Regions from separate parts of the Homo sapiens genome. Here all the other regions are linked to region 4. A link is a contact called in ENCODE Hi-C or POLR2A ChIA-PET data. All regions are on one chromosome and are shown on one strand. Each heading gives the region's core, a stretch centred on a gene start or an enhancer-like site at or near the end of the contact. The rest is flanking DNA. Distances are from core to core; before and after follow the strand shown.

Evidence for each region. A loop is a pair of places that touch in the nucleus more often than their neighbours do. ChIA-PET counts read pairs that join two places held with the same protein, here RNA polymerase II (POLR2A). Pooled maps may share reads with other maps.
Region 1: a loop to region 4 is called in a pooled map, with 5 times the contacts of the local background. The contact joins the promoter of TEX30 here to the enhancer-like site in region 4. A Hi-C loop is called at or near these places in 2 of 37 single-sample maps with no recorded cell type and 8 of 50 pooled maps.
Region 2: a pooled map shows a loop between it and region 4 (30-fold over the local background). The contact joins two enhancer-like sites. A Hi-C loop is called at or near these places in 2 of 37 single-sample maps with no recorded cell type and 11 of 50 pooled maps.
Region 3: a pooled map shows a loop between it and region 4 (4-fold over the local background). The contact joins two enhancer-like sites. A Hi-C loop is called at or near these places in 1 of 50 pooled maps. POLR2A ChIA-PET finds 5 or more read pairs at or near these places in 2 of 52 experiments (H1 and endothelial cell of umbilical vein).
Region 5: a map of naive thymus-derived CD4-positive, alpha-beta T cell shows a loop between it and region 4 (4-fold over the local background). The contact joins the promoter of ERCC5 here to the enhancer-like site in region 4. A Hi-C loop is called at or near these places in 1 of 168 maps with a recorded cell type or tissue (naive thymus-derived CD4-positive, alpha-beta T cell), 1 of 37 single-sample maps with no recorded cell type and 9 of 50 pooled maps. POLR2A ChIA-PET finds 5 or more read pairs at or near these places in 1 of 52 experiments (naive thymus-derived CD4-positive, alpha-beta T cell).

The regions. Positions count from the first base shown.
Region 1 is chr13:102,772,480-102,775,179 of GRCh38, reverse strand. It overlaps TEX30 (testis expressed 30), which reads left to right and starts at 1,394. Exons shown (of 6, transcript NM_138779.5): 1 at 1,394-1,498. RefSeq lists enhancers at 284-961, 962-1,639 and a silencer at 1,222-1,561.
Region 2 is chr13:100,392,967-100,395,679 of GRCh38, reverse strand. All of the region lies in intron 19 of PCCA (propionyl-CoA carboxylase subunit alpha), which reads right to left. It overlaps LOC124903201 (a long non-coding RNA gene), which reads right to left. Exons shown (of 2, transcript XR_007063854.1): 2 at 1-2,713. Among named protein-coding and RNA genes, the nearest start is that of PCCA-AS1, 87 kb to the left of the region's middle. RefSeq lists enhancers at 2,611-2,713, 2,174-2,713. Within about 2 kb of position 1,424, at least 6 of the 41 ENCODE cell types and tissues checked have a DNase peak (open chromatin) inside an H3K27ac peak, as active enhancers do.
Region 3 is chr13:100,609,183-100,611,882 of GRCh38, reverse strand. All of the region lies in intron 17 of TMTC4 (transmembrane O-mannosyltransferase targeting cadherins 4), which reads left to right. Among named protein-coding and RNA genes, the nearest start is that of GGACT, 22 kb to the right of the region's middle. Within about 2 kb of position 1,347, at least 6 of the 41 ENCODE cell types and tissues checked have a DNase peak (open chromatin) inside an H3K27ac peak, as active enhancers do.
Region 4 is chr13:101,625,715-101,628,462 of GRCh38, reverse strand. The region is part of intron 7 of ITGBL1 (integrin subunit beta like 1); the gene reads right to left. Among named protein-coding and RNA genes, the nearest start is that of ITGBL1, 170 kb to the right of the region's middle. Within about 2 kb of position 1,267, at least 5 of the 41 ENCODE cell types and tissues checked have a DNase peak (open chromatin) inside an H3K27ac peak, as active enhancers do.
Region 5 is chr13:102,844,703-102,847,402 of GRCh38, reverse strand. It overlaps ERCC5 (ERCC excision repair 5, endonuclease), which reads right to left and starts at 1,371. Exons shown (of 15, transcript NM_000123.4): 1 at 1,049-1,371. The coding sequence starts at 1,136. The region is part of intron 9 of BIVM-ERCC5 (BIVM-ERCC5 readthrough); the gene reads right to left. RefSeq lists a silencer at 583-632 and enhancers at 794-1,616, 983-1,772, 1,983-2,032, 1,617-2,441.

The sequences.
Region 1 (2,700 bases), core at 145-2,644, 1.1 Mb before region 4:
AGCTGGCTTGGGCCTGTTTCTTTAGGGCAGTTTTGGCCGTTTTTTTAGGGCATCCTGTTCTGACCAGATCCTGTTTTGCTCAGCAGGTGGTGATCAGTGCTTGGAAAGTCCTGCTGATCTCCTACCTCAACTATAACTGTGCAAATACTTTTCAGGGGGATAATGGAAATGTTCTTAAATTATAGTGATGGTTGCAAATGGTTTTAAAATTACTGAAAATGATTGAATGGTACACTTCAAATGAGTGAATTTTATGGCATGTAAAGAAATGTTTTTTAAAAACACAGCTAAAAAATTAGGAGACAAAGAAGTATTAAGACTTTGTAATTTGGGGAAACACTTGTGATAAATGACAGCGACTATGTGGTTTTGTGGAATGTATTTCCTTGTATGTACCGTGACAGAAAAGAGGGCAGGTGCCAACTGCACTGGGCTTGGGGAAGATTCATTCATTTAAGAAATTTTTTTTTTTCTGAGCATTATTCATACACAAGAGGTTCACGGTTAAAACAAAAATTTACAAAAAGCAACCCTTTCTTCACCTGGGAGCTTATAGCGCAGTGAGGAGACACAGATACATCCATAGCTCGTGAGGTGACCGGGGAAGGACAGGAAGAGCGGGGAGGTGATCAGGGGAGGCCTCGCTGTGAAAACCACGCGCCCTGTCGACCCCGAGGAGACGCGGCCCACGCTGGGAGGGAGCAGCCAGGACAAAAGCCGGTCGTCGTGGGGTCCCGCCTGGTGAGTGGGGGTGAGGACAGCGAAGTGTGGGCTGCCCTGGGCTTCCAGGGAAAGGAGCCAGATGGAGAGGGGAGATGTGGGGGACCGATCGCGTGCAACAGCCTAGGCCACTGCCGGCCGCTGGCTGTGGCAATGAGCGCGGAGCCTTTGGAAGATCCAGGGGACAGGCTTCCACAGCATCCACGTGGCTGCGGCGTCGCCGACAAGGCCCAGGCGGGGGCAAGATGGTACGAAGCGACCATTTAAGTGATTGTTACAATCATCCCCGCAAAGATAACAGGGGGCTTGACCCCATGTAGAAGTGTGCGAAGCGGCTGGTTTCTGTCAGCGTTTGACCTTAACGGGAGTAACGAATCGACTATGGGTGTGAGGAAGACTGGTCAGAGCTGATCGCGCCTCGGAATGGAGTGGTGGCTGGGATGCGGAAAGGCCCCGAGTGGAGCAATCCTGGGTGAGGCGGAAACGGGGGCTGACTTTCCAGCCGTCCGCGTGCTACTGAGGCGGCGGCCACCCTGGCACCTTCCCCTAGCTCCGCTAGTCCGCGCGTACAGCCCTGGGATGTGGCGGGCTGGGAGACCCACGCTCCCGGCGTGCTCTGCGGCCCGGCCCGCGCACCCGGGGGGCGTGGCCTGCGCGCGCGTGCGTCGTAGCCGAACGCTGTGGCGGGGCAGGCGAGGCGGTCGCTTCGAGCGCGCTAGTCAGCTCCCTGAAGGGAGTGACGGCGGTTGGGTGCCCGCGGCCACTTTTGCCTTCCCGGGTAAGTGCGGCGGTGGCGGTTGGCGCCGCCGGCTGACGGGCGGCTTCCTGGGAGACGGGGAGAGCACCCGGCAGGCCCGCCTGAGACGTTTGAGGCTCGCGGGCGTCACTCCTCAGGGGCGTCTGGTCCGAGCCGGGAGGCGTTCCGCTAAGTTCGGTGCCCGCGGGCACCAGCCGGTGGGGGCTTCGTCCGCTTTGCCGGGTAGGAGGGCGGAATGTGGGGTTGGTACGGGCGGGGAGAGCCGGACGGGGCCAACCTGGACCACGTCAGCCAGTCCCGGGTGACTGGCTCGAAGTAGCCTCGGAGTTGAGAGGGGTCGACCGGGGCAGCCCGCGGCGCAGCCCCGGCAGCGCGCATTTGCGGAGAGAACGGATCCCGTGCCCCGAGCGCCGCCGAGCCCCGCACGCCCGTGAGACCCGCTTTGAATTTTCTCTCCATGTTTGCTGGGGTTGTTGACCCGACCCCCCGTAAGACTCGGACTCAACGTTTTTGTTTGCCCCACGACAGCCAGCTTAATGCTGTGGACGTAACAGGGCACGAACGTTTGTAACTGAAAGTTGAAGGGGCTGTGGCGTCTCCGTCCCGTGGCGTGGGAGGTGATCGCCCAGCCCTTGTGAGTAGTTGTCGTCCTAGAACTCCGCCGACCGCCTAGCCGGTGGAGCCGGCGCTCCGGACGCCACTAGAGCTGGCGTTTCGTGGGCGCAGCACCTCTAGCCGGTCATCTTCACCATCGCCATTGAGGGCACTGAGGCCGGGCCAGGCTTCAAACCCTGCCCTCTCTGAACCTGAAGCCAGAGATGAAAACCCAGACGACAGTGGCCTGGCACGGTGGCTCACGCCTGACCCCAGCACCATGGGAGGCCGAGGCGGGTGGATCACCTGAGGTCAGGAGTTCAAAACCAGCCTGGCCAACATGGTGAAACCCCGTCTCTACTAAAATTAGCTGGGCGCGGTGGCGGACGCCTGTAATCTCAGCTACTCGGGAGGCTGAGGCTGGAGAATCTCTTGAACCCGGGAGGCAGAGGCTGCAGTGAGCCGAGATCGCGCCGCTGCACTCCTGCCTGGGGGACAGAGCAAGACTCTGTCTCAAAAAAACAAACCCAGATGACCTAGAGCAGGTTGCTTGGGGATTGCATTATGGGGCATTTTCCGTGTTTCTGAAGAAAACCAGCATGTGTGCAGCTGCCGTGAAGAACACACTG
Region 2 (2,713 bases), core at 175-2,674, 1.2 Mb after region 4:
AAAAGAATATTTAAATCACATCCATAATTTTAAAAAATTATTTAATTTACACAAATGTAATAAAATATTCCTGAGCCACACCCATAATTCTTTTAAAATTAGGAACTCCACAAGATAGTCACAAGACATAAAACACACAATCAAGAATACAGAGATGGAAACCTAATTGTATATTGGCCCTTTCCGTGAAAACTTTTTCTGACCTATTGCTATTATTGCTCCAAATACATTTTTTAAACTTTTTAAAGCCTTTGTTGATTATTTTTAATCTCTTCAATGGTGGTATATCCCTTGCCACTGAGTTTCAGAAATTGCCACAGTTACGCAGTGCTGAGTCTGGTGAATAAGATGGAAAAGATCAGTTATGGCTAAGAAACAAGACAGAAATATAAGCCTACAGATTCTACAGACTCTTGGATGGAATATGGAAACAAGACACCAAAATAATTTGTGGGCTATATTACTATGTGTTTTCAGTGTGATCTGTGGCTTTGGGATAATTTTAAGCTTGAACAGTCTAAATTAATTTTGTCTTTCCTTAAAGGCAAAGAATAATTAGAAGTCTGAAATTTGCTTTTAGGATTTTTATACAAATCAGGATGTTAGAGCAAAGAAAGTTTTAGATATGCAAACCTGTGCCCATGAGTGTACAGCCCCAAACCCCCTCAAGCATTTCATCCTAAACACAATGCATGAACGGGATTCTGGGAGAGATCACAACCCCCTGAAATGTAATTAGAATCACGGACACAGAAGATAAAAGCTGCCTTGATGATGGAGCACGTCAGACCCTGGACACACAAACTGGAAAGACAAGAAAGCAGTTTTTTCAGAGTAAATTGAAGTAGCTATTCTAATGAAATGTGAAGGTTTAGGGATAATTTAAAAAATATTAGTAGTAGGACATATTTTTTAAAAAACATAATTTTACTATGAAGGATATATTTCATTCTTTCAACATATTTATTGAGAAGCAGACCTGACCTGTGCACTGTAGGCAAAGTGAATCAAAATGCAATTACTATTTGGGTCATGGTAACCCTTGTTAGTTGATTCACTTTGTTTTTGTGGTTAATATAAGCTTCTGAAACAAACAACTACCCTGTTACCAGATTCAGTTACTGGTTTCTATCTTATATTTTGGGTTTAGGGAATTACTCAAGTTTACGCCTATTTTCAGTTCATGCCTCTCATAAGCAAAATCTGCAAACACACAGCTGCTGTGATAGTCTGACAGAGATCCATTCCACAGACCTCTGACTGCCACCAAGAACCAGCGCTGATGCAAAAGGAACCTCGCTGAAGAAAGCTGTGTTTTCTTAATAATAACAGTTGTATAAACATAAGGTCTTCTCAGTTAAAGGGAAACCAACATCAAAAAGCAGTACAACATAGAACCCTAAACCCCTCTTTCTTTGAAGAAACCCGTTTGAAGCGAGGTGTTTCTAGTTATGGATGAATGAAATGAGAATTCAGTTGCAACAAACGGACATCCAGTTCTACGAAGGACTAATTAAATCCATCTGAGAAGCTGCATCTCAAACCGCCTCACACATTTCAAAGGAAAGCACTCCTCTGCCTTTTGCTAAGACATCAAAACACTCAGTCACAGCTGACGCATACAGAGGCTCTACAACAATGTTATTTTTATGGACTACAAAGCTCCACAAAAGTAATGTTAAGAGTTTGCACTATTTCATGACTAAAAATTCAGAGTTAAGGCAGAACATTTCTATGTATCACTATCTGAAATTTCTTTCCAGCCTCCAACTAGTTTTGTAGATCTTCTACCTGATCTCAAAACAAAAACAAAACAGATGCATCAGTCTTTAATGTGTTTCATATACTTGCTAAGTAGAAGTGGTTAAAAAATTAATCAAAGAATTAGTCCTAGTTGCACCATTAACTTTTTTTCCTTATAAACAAAACCAGGATTTTGATGTTCAATTAAGACTCTTGAGTAGGCAGGGTCCGGTAACTCATGCCTGTAATCCCAACACTTTGGGAGCCCGAGGTGTACAGATCATGAGATCAAGAGTTCAAGACCAGCCTGACCAACATGGTGAAACCGCATCTCTTCTAAAAATACAAAAATTAGCCAGGCACGGTGGCGGGCGCCTGTAAACCCAGCTACTAGGGAGGCTGAGGCAGGAGAATCGCTTGAACCCGGGAGGCAGAGGTTGCAGTGGGCTGAGATCACGCCATTGCAATCCAGCCTGGGTGACAGAGCGTGACTCCATCTCAAAAAAAAAAAAAAAAAAAGACTCTTCAGTAGTTAATAAAAGCCAGCAGAAGCAGCTGCTGAAAACTTTAAAAACTTGGTTTGACAAAAATACTCCATTTAACAGCCATTTTTTGGCCTTTAAAGTGGTAAAAGAAAGTTATATTCAGAATTTGGGATATTATCCCAACAGGATAATGTGGTGTTAGTGTCTATCCTCCCAGGATTTTCTGCCTGTCATTGGTTATGGTGAGCTCATATAATCATATTGAGCAATCGTGTTTTTTTCTTAAAGAACGCTATTAAATGTGACACAACCCATAAGCAGGAGAAATTCAATTCTTCAACATTTTCTTTTCAACATACATAGAGAGACATACAACTAACACCATCCAGATGGTTGCTAACATTCAGAGTTTCTTCCCATGGCAGAAGACCTTAGTAAAAAGAGAAGCAGGAGCCGTCAGGAGGCCCCAGGCTTCTGGCTTCTCT
Region 3 (2,700 bases), core at 98-2,597, 1.0 Mb after region 4:
TTATCTGAGTTATATAGGCCACCAGCAAGGCCCAGAGTTTTCTGACCAACAAAAACCACAAGATACTAAATCTTTGCTCCAGTTGGCAGCCAGGGTGGAGCAGGAATAGGCTATGCATAACTCCCTGTGTGTTGAAGGGGACTGGTTGTAAACTTTAATTTTGTCTATCAGAATCACTGAGGAAGCTTGTTAAAGTAGAGATGCCCAGATTCTCCCCAGAAGGGATTGGCTTCGTGGGTTAGGTCAGGTCAGGGAATATGCATTTTTTTGTTGTTTTTTTATTTTTTTTGTTTTTTTTGAGACGGAGTCTCGCTCTTTCGCCCAGGCTGGAGTGCAGTGGCGCCATCTCGGCTCTCTGCAAGCTCCGCCTCCCGGGTTCACGCCATTCTCCTGCCTCAGCCTCCCGAGTGGCTGGGACTATAGGCGCCCGCCACCACGCCCGGCTAATGTTTTGTATTTTTAGAAGAGACAGGGTTTCACCGTGTTAGCCAGGATGGTCTTGATCTCCTGACCTTGTGATCCACCCTCCTCGGCTTCCCAAAGTGCTGAGATTACAGGCATGAGCCACCACGCCCAGCTGGAATATGCATTTTTAGCTGGCATCCTGGGTGTTAAACACAGATATCACAGAAGCAGTGCCTTAGTCGTTTCTTAAGAGAAATACCTTTATTTCAGAATCAGGGGCTATATCTTATTTCAATCACTCAGCCTATGTATAAGACCTAAAGGCAGCAACTAGCTAATATCTGTCCAGTGTTATTCACTTCTCTTTTTCTGTTTATTACATGTCATTATCAGTATAATTTTCAATAACAATGGTAAGATAATTTCATGCATATCTCTAGTTTTATAATGTTGGGGAGTTGAATAGCTTCACTATGCATTTTTTAAATTTCTAGATTTTACTCCAGAAATAGCTTTTTGAAGAGGGCTTAGTTTTAGTTTTTATGAATCTACTTGTGTAGCAGGGGAAGGAGGTGAGGTTTACAGGTTTCCCTTCTAATGACCTTTCCAGCCATCTGTCAGCCTGGGACAGGTCCCAAGTCTCAGTTCTCCTCCAGTGACCCAGCTACAGCGAGTCTTCTTGAAGACTTGGCTTATATAATCGTTGTATTGATTTTTCTGTCATCCCACAGTCTGTAAACTGCTGGAATTTCTATTAAGGGGATAAAACCCAGAGTTCGTTTGGCTTCCAGTTCATGTTGTTCTTCCTCCCCCACCCCCAAGTAAAGTAGAAAATACTCTGTAAAGCAGAATGGAGAAATCAGCTTCCTCTTTCTCTACACATTTTGCATTTTAATTATCAAGGCCAAAGCACTGGGCCTAACTTAAGGAAACAGAAGGTGAAATCTGAAACACAGAACTCACGATGAGATCTTCAGGAGCTACCAAGTTGGGGGACATGATGTGACTTCCTGAGCCATGGCATCAGCCACCAAGCAAGCATTCCATGTATTTTTTTAGTTAAGGGTTTGAATTTTAAGCAACTGTTTAGGTTTTCCTCTTCTAATGCAAAAATGATACCGGTTGCTAATGGTCAGCTGCATCCCTGGCACTGCTTGTTTCAGGATGTAGTGAGGGGACGTGTTTCCTCGCAGAGCACTGGGCAGGATGTCCCAGAGAAGAGGGGATGTGGTGAGTCGCAGGGCTGGGTGAACAGACCCTCCAGCCCAGCTATCTTGATGGCAGGGCAGGTGTCTGCTCCCTGACAACTCACTTTTTACCCAAGCACTTGCTGTTTTATTTATCATGCACTTGGTAAATCTCCTCAGAGAGCCTGGAGGCTTCTTGAGGTTGGAGCCGAGTCTTTGGTCCCAGTTTTGTATCTCCATTGCTGTCGGGCAGTTACGAAGCACCCAGTTAAGTAGTTGTAAAATGATCAAATGCATCTCTCATTTGGCCCTGAAACGTTCAGGCTTCCAGAACCTATTTTGAGATGTTGATATGCAGAGTGAGTGTTCTCGTTATATCTGCGTGGCTCTAAGCACCTTTTTATTCTATCTGAGCAGCCCTTCTTAAAACCTAACAGCAGTCACTTAGCCTCTCTGGGTCTCAGTTTGTTCATCTATAAAATGGAGATAGTTATCTGCCCACCCTCTTGACAAGGTGATACAAAAAAATGCACAACAACTTAATTTGCAACTATCAAATGGTTAATATGTATATGTATATATGTATGGGTGTGTGTGTGTGTGTGTGTGTATATATATACATTTAGTGAGCATTCAATCATTCAGTGAATCTCTAGGGATCATTAAAATGTATTAAAATTTATATTACTTCTTGCCATTTAATTTCCAGTTTCAAGCTAATGTGGTAAAGCAAAAATACAAAAGTAATGTTTTTCAGTGCTTAAATCATGGCTTCCTGTGCTGATTTCTTTTTCTGTAGTGCTAATTCCAATGGCCCTGTAGCTTAAGTGCAGGTTATGTTGATAGAGTCAGTTTCCTAAGCTCCAGACATTTATGTCACACCTTTATGATATTTTTTTGCCACATCTAGGTATTACCTTATTTACTTGACATTTTTATTTAAATAGATTTTTAACATGAATGTATTTAAAGGAGAAACAACGCATCATTACTGTAAATACAGGGTAACTGAAAGTGAAATAATCATACTAAATCCCAGCTAGATACTATTGCTGGCCAAGGCTCTGAGCTCTCTTAGCTTCAAGGAGAGATTGGCCGGTATGTTAGA
Region 4 (2,748 bases), core at 18-2,517:
AGACTTTGTCTTAAAAAAAAAAAAAGAAAAAGAAAAAGAAAAGAAAAGAAATATCAAGAGAACAAAAAGATAAGTCATAGACAAGGAGAAAATATTTGCAAAAGACATATCTGATAAAGTTCTGTTACTTAAAATATACAAATAACTCCTAAAACTCAACAATAAGAGAAAAACAATTTAAAAATGGCCCAAAGATCTTAACAGATGCCTTATTAAAGAAAACATACAGATGGCAAACAAGTACATAAAAAGATGTTTCATATTATATATTGTCATCAGGCAAATGCAAATTAAAACGATGAAATACCACTATACGCTTGTTAGAATGGCTCAAATCCAGAACACTGAAAACACCCAACACTGGCAAGGATGTGGAGAAAACACAGACTTTCATTCATTGCTGGTGGGAATGCAAAATGCTACAGCCTCTTTGGAAGACAGTTCAGCAGTTTCTTACTGAACTAAACATACTATATGATCCAGCAATCACACTCCTTGTTATTTACCCAAAGGAACTGAAAACTTAATGTCCACATGAAAACCTGCAAACCAACGTTTACAGCAGCTACATTATAATTGCCGAAACTTGGAAGCAACCAAGACGTCCTTCAGTAGGTGAATGGTTAAATAAACAGTGGTACATTCAGACAAGGCAGTATTACTCAGCAATAAAAAGAAGTGAGCTCTCAAGCCATCAAAACACACTTAAAAAACTTAAGTGCATATTCGTAAGTGAAAGAAACCAATCTGAAAAGCCTACACACTGTATGACACTCTGGAAAATGCAAAACTATGGTGACAGTAAAAAGATCCGTGCTTGCCAGGGGTTGTAGGGAGAGAGGGGTGAACAGGTGGAGCACAGGGGATTTGTAGGGCAGTGAAACTACTCTATATGTTACTGTCATGGTGGGTACGTGTCATTATAAAATTTACCAAACACATAGAAAATACAATACCAAGAGTTAATCCTAAGGTAAATTATAATAATTACTTTGGGGGATAGTGCTGTGTAAATGTAGGTTCCTGACTTGTAACCAATAGACCTACTGTGGTGGGGTGGGGGATGATGACAGGGGAGGCCATGCATGGGTGAGGGCAGGGAGTATATGGGATCTCCCTGTACTTTCTGTTCAGTATTACTGTGAACTTAAAAGTGCACTAAAAAATAAAGTGTATTACAAAAAGCATTGAAATATCACATGTTTTCTACAAGCTATGGTCTGTGGTCATAATTCCAAAAAAACTTGTAAGAAATATAAAAAAAAATTACATGAAAGAGGAATCTTATAACTCAGACTACACTTTGAGAAGCAGTGAAAATGAAAGTAAAACATGAAACCTGTTACAGAAATGAGTGAAACAGAAAACCGCAAGTTTCAATCCTTATTTAATTCTCGTGTTTTATCTTTATTTGCAGACAAGATGAAGGAGTCTCCAAAAGGTTAAATGACCTACGCAAAGTCATACAGCCTATAAGTGTCTGAATCAGGATTTCACTCAGATCTTCTGCCTCCTAGTCCAGGGCTCTTTTTAAGATATACCAGTGTCTCCCTATTGAAGAAACACTAAGATTAAATTTGGAAAACATTTAATTAGCTAAACCCTTAACTCTAAAATGTTGTTTTCATATTTTAAGGTTTCTGAAATTAGGATCAATTTTAAAATGATTTCTTTATAAAAAAAGATGTACTCCTATTGTCTGAGAATTGGCACATTAACATCAATAAAAATATCTACTGATTAGATTTTCTCCACAACGAAATTATCTTTAATAATAATGTGTGCAGCTGGATTTTAATTTAAATTCAAATCCTTCATTTGTATTAAAAATAGCTTTAGAAAGCACTGAAAAAGGCCATCATATATGCAAAGGACTGTCACAAGCAAAGCAATGCAGATAAAGGTAGTAGAAACTGCCAGGTTTCCTGGAGTAGATGGTACTTTTTAGAGATAGATGAAAGATCTGTCTGATTCAGCAAAAGGGCTATCTCTCGGGGACTCACATCAATCAGTCCCAAGCTAACTTCTAAGGTAAGCTGCTTATTTCGGAGAAAATTGTTATTCACTTACAATGACATTTTTCTAAAATTAAAATGTCCACAAAACTCATTCTTTTCTGTGCCATTAAATTGTAGTGTAATTTTCAAAGTGCTTAATAGATCAAAGATGATGAGAAAGGCTATAAAAATCCATGGGTGGTAGTGATCTTCATTTTAAAATAGCAAAAGCATTCCAGAAAAGTTTGTAGACACTGTCTATGAAGACTACAAATCACCTGGGATCTCTTTAGAATGCAAATTCTGATTAACTGGGTCTGAAGTTGTATCTGAAATACAATTTGATGCTGATACCGTTAGTCTACAAACCACACTTTGAATAGCAAAGGTACAATGGTTAAGAGGCCCATCAACTCAATGAGTCGAAGTTCTACCATTTATTAGCCATGTGATCAGATCCAAGCCATTCCCTTAAGTTCTCCTTTCTCCCTGGGTAAAAGAGAAATCTACCGCATTTTAAAAATACATTATAGGGTTGATGAAAAATACATGTGCAGTCTTTAGAACAGTGTCTAACGCATCATTAAATGCTCAATAAAATTAGCCATTACTGGCCGGGTGCGGTGGCTCACGCCTGTAATCCCAGAACTTTGGGAGGCCGAGGTGGGTGGATCACCTGAGGTCAGGAGTTAAAGACAAGCCTGGCCAACGTGATGAAACCCCGTCTCTACTAAAAATACAAAAAATTAGC
Region 5 (2,700 bases), core at 122-2,621, 1.2 Mb before region 4:
CCACAAGCCCACGAGCCCCTAGACTCATAGATCCCCATTTAGGAAATTGGTGTAAGGTATCACCAGATTCTGAGCCAGAATAGATACTCAAAAAAAAAAAAAAAATGACTACATAACAAAGAAAAAGATAAAAATTTCAAAAGCAGTATCACGTTTTGCTAATGAAAAAAGAATTTAATTCCAATGACAAACAAAACCAGCCAAACATGTACAGAAACAATAGTCCTTAAAAAGTCAATTTAAAAAATGGGTAAAACACCTGTCCACACTATCCTTCCTCTAAGAAACATAAATGGGGCAAGACTCAAGCAAAACTAATCGTCGAAGTCTACTCTGCTCTCCTTACTGACCTCCCGGACAGGATAATAACTTTAAGATTTACTGTATTAATCGCACTAAACTTCTCTCATGTAGGCAATTTCTTTATTCCTCATTCCAATCCTGTGTGTAGATACTATCACCACCTCTACTTTGCAGATGAGAGAACTAAGGCAGAGAGGAACATAAAGCACTGCCACAAAGTGACAAACCAGGATGCACAGGCCGCTAAGACTGCAAAGCTGGGGAAAGCAGACAGGGCGGCCCGCCTCATCACCCGATTCCGCAATCAACCTACCACGGATCAAAAATATTTGCGATGGAAAAAAATAAATAAATAAAACATACCAATAAAAACTACAAAAAATTTTAAAATACAGTATAACAACTATTTACAGATCACTTACATTGCATTCGGCATTACAAGTAAGCTAGAAACGATTTAAAAGATTACGGAAGTGGGTAGTTTATATGCAAATACCACGCCATTATATAAGGGAGTTGAAGGAACTTGAACATCGTGGTATACGGAGGAGGGGCTGGAACCAAAGCCCCGGGGATACCGAGGGACGACTGTACTTAGAAAACCTAGTGACAGAGATTCTATAGCGACCCCGACCCCGACCCAAGACCATCATCCTGCAGATGCCACTGTGCCCAAGGCAGAGCCCCGCGAGGAATCCAGCCCCGAATCCCTGCACCCCAAGTCCCAACGCGGCGTTAAGGATACCAACAGCCAGGATCTTCCCTTCCAGCGCTTCGGGGCTGACCTGCCGCCCGGAGCACTCCAGCAGCTTCCAGAGCCCCTGGACCCCCATGAGGCGGCTGCGTCCTAAGAGCGGACCCCGACAACTTCTACTCTAATTCTTCTACGACGGACTGCACCGCCGCCTAGGACCCCGGGAGGAAGCCCTCCCTGCTCCTACACAACAAAGATGGCAAATAATACAGAAGCCACGGTTTTCCAGTGGGGGACGGCACTAATGGGAGCGCATTAAAGCGGAGAGACTCTGGCTGCAACACGTCTCAGCAGCTGTCACCGCCTCCCGGAAGAAAGACAGGTCCAGAGAATGGCCGTTGGCGGGGAGGGGCAGGGCCTCGCCTCGCCCAGCGCTTAGGCCCAAACGTCTGCGCCGCTAATGGAAGACCGGGGTGCAAGGGCCACGCAGGCGACGGAAACAGCCAGAAGATGTCCCTGCGACACCTCCCGCCTTCGCTGGTGGGTCCGCAAACCCATGAAAAATGGGCCCGCTCGGTTTCCGTCTAATACGACGCGCAGGGCGGAAGCTCCGCCTCCGCACATGACGTATATTTTCTGCGCTTGCAGCACTCCGGAAGTGAGAAGTTTAGCGCCAGTGGTGATGCCTTGGTGGTTACTTGCTTCCGTCACGCTGGCATCCTGAAGGCGTTAAGCATTAAAACAATGTGCAAAAGCGCCTTCTTGGTGGAGTAACGGGCTTTTGTTTTTGTTTGAGACAGGGTCTCACGCTGTCGCCCATACTGGAGTCCAGTGGCGCATTCTTAGCTCACTGCAGCCTGGAACTCCTGCTGCCCGAGCTCAAGCAACTTTCCCATCTCAGCCTCTCAAGTAGCTGGGACCGCAGGTGCGCACCACTATGCTTGGCGAATTATTTTTGTAGAAATGAGGTCTCCCTGTGTTGCCCAGGCTGGGAACTATTTTCTACACGCTTTTTTAGTATCGGTTTCTACCTTTGCGCCGCCGTGTGTGAAGATACTTAACACAAAGTGTTGTTTTACACGTGAAGAGACAACCAAAAGGTGGATGCCTTCTTGGTTTTGTACTATTTATTTATATGCTAGCACGTAGTAACTAAAGAATAATAAAATTTAAAGCCTGTGAAAATGTTAGGGTCCCAAAATTACTAAGCAAAAGGGAAAAGTCAAGCTGGGAACTGCTCAGGGCAAAACCTGCCTCCCATTCTAGTCAGTCATCCTTCTGCTCACTGAGATAGATGCATATTCTGATTGTCTCCTTTGGAAAGGCTTATCAGAAACTCGTATGCAGCCTTTTGTCTCTCATCTACCTGTGACCTAGAAGCCCTTCCTGCTTCCGAGTTGTCCCCACCTTTCTGGAAGGAACCAGTGTACTTACATATGTTGATTGATGTCTCCTGTCTCCCTAAAATGTATAAAACCAATCTGTGCCCCAACCACCTTGGGCACATGTCATCTGGACTTCCTGGGGCTGTGTCACAGCTGCGCGTCCTTAACGTTGGCAAAATAAACTTTCTAAATTAACTGAGACCTGTCCCAAATTTTGGGGGTTCACAAGCCTTAATCCTTGACATATAGTTTAGTTTTCTTCAGCATCTAAAAGTTATAATGCCGCGGCTTGTAGATCAGAAAGGACTAGAAATCAAT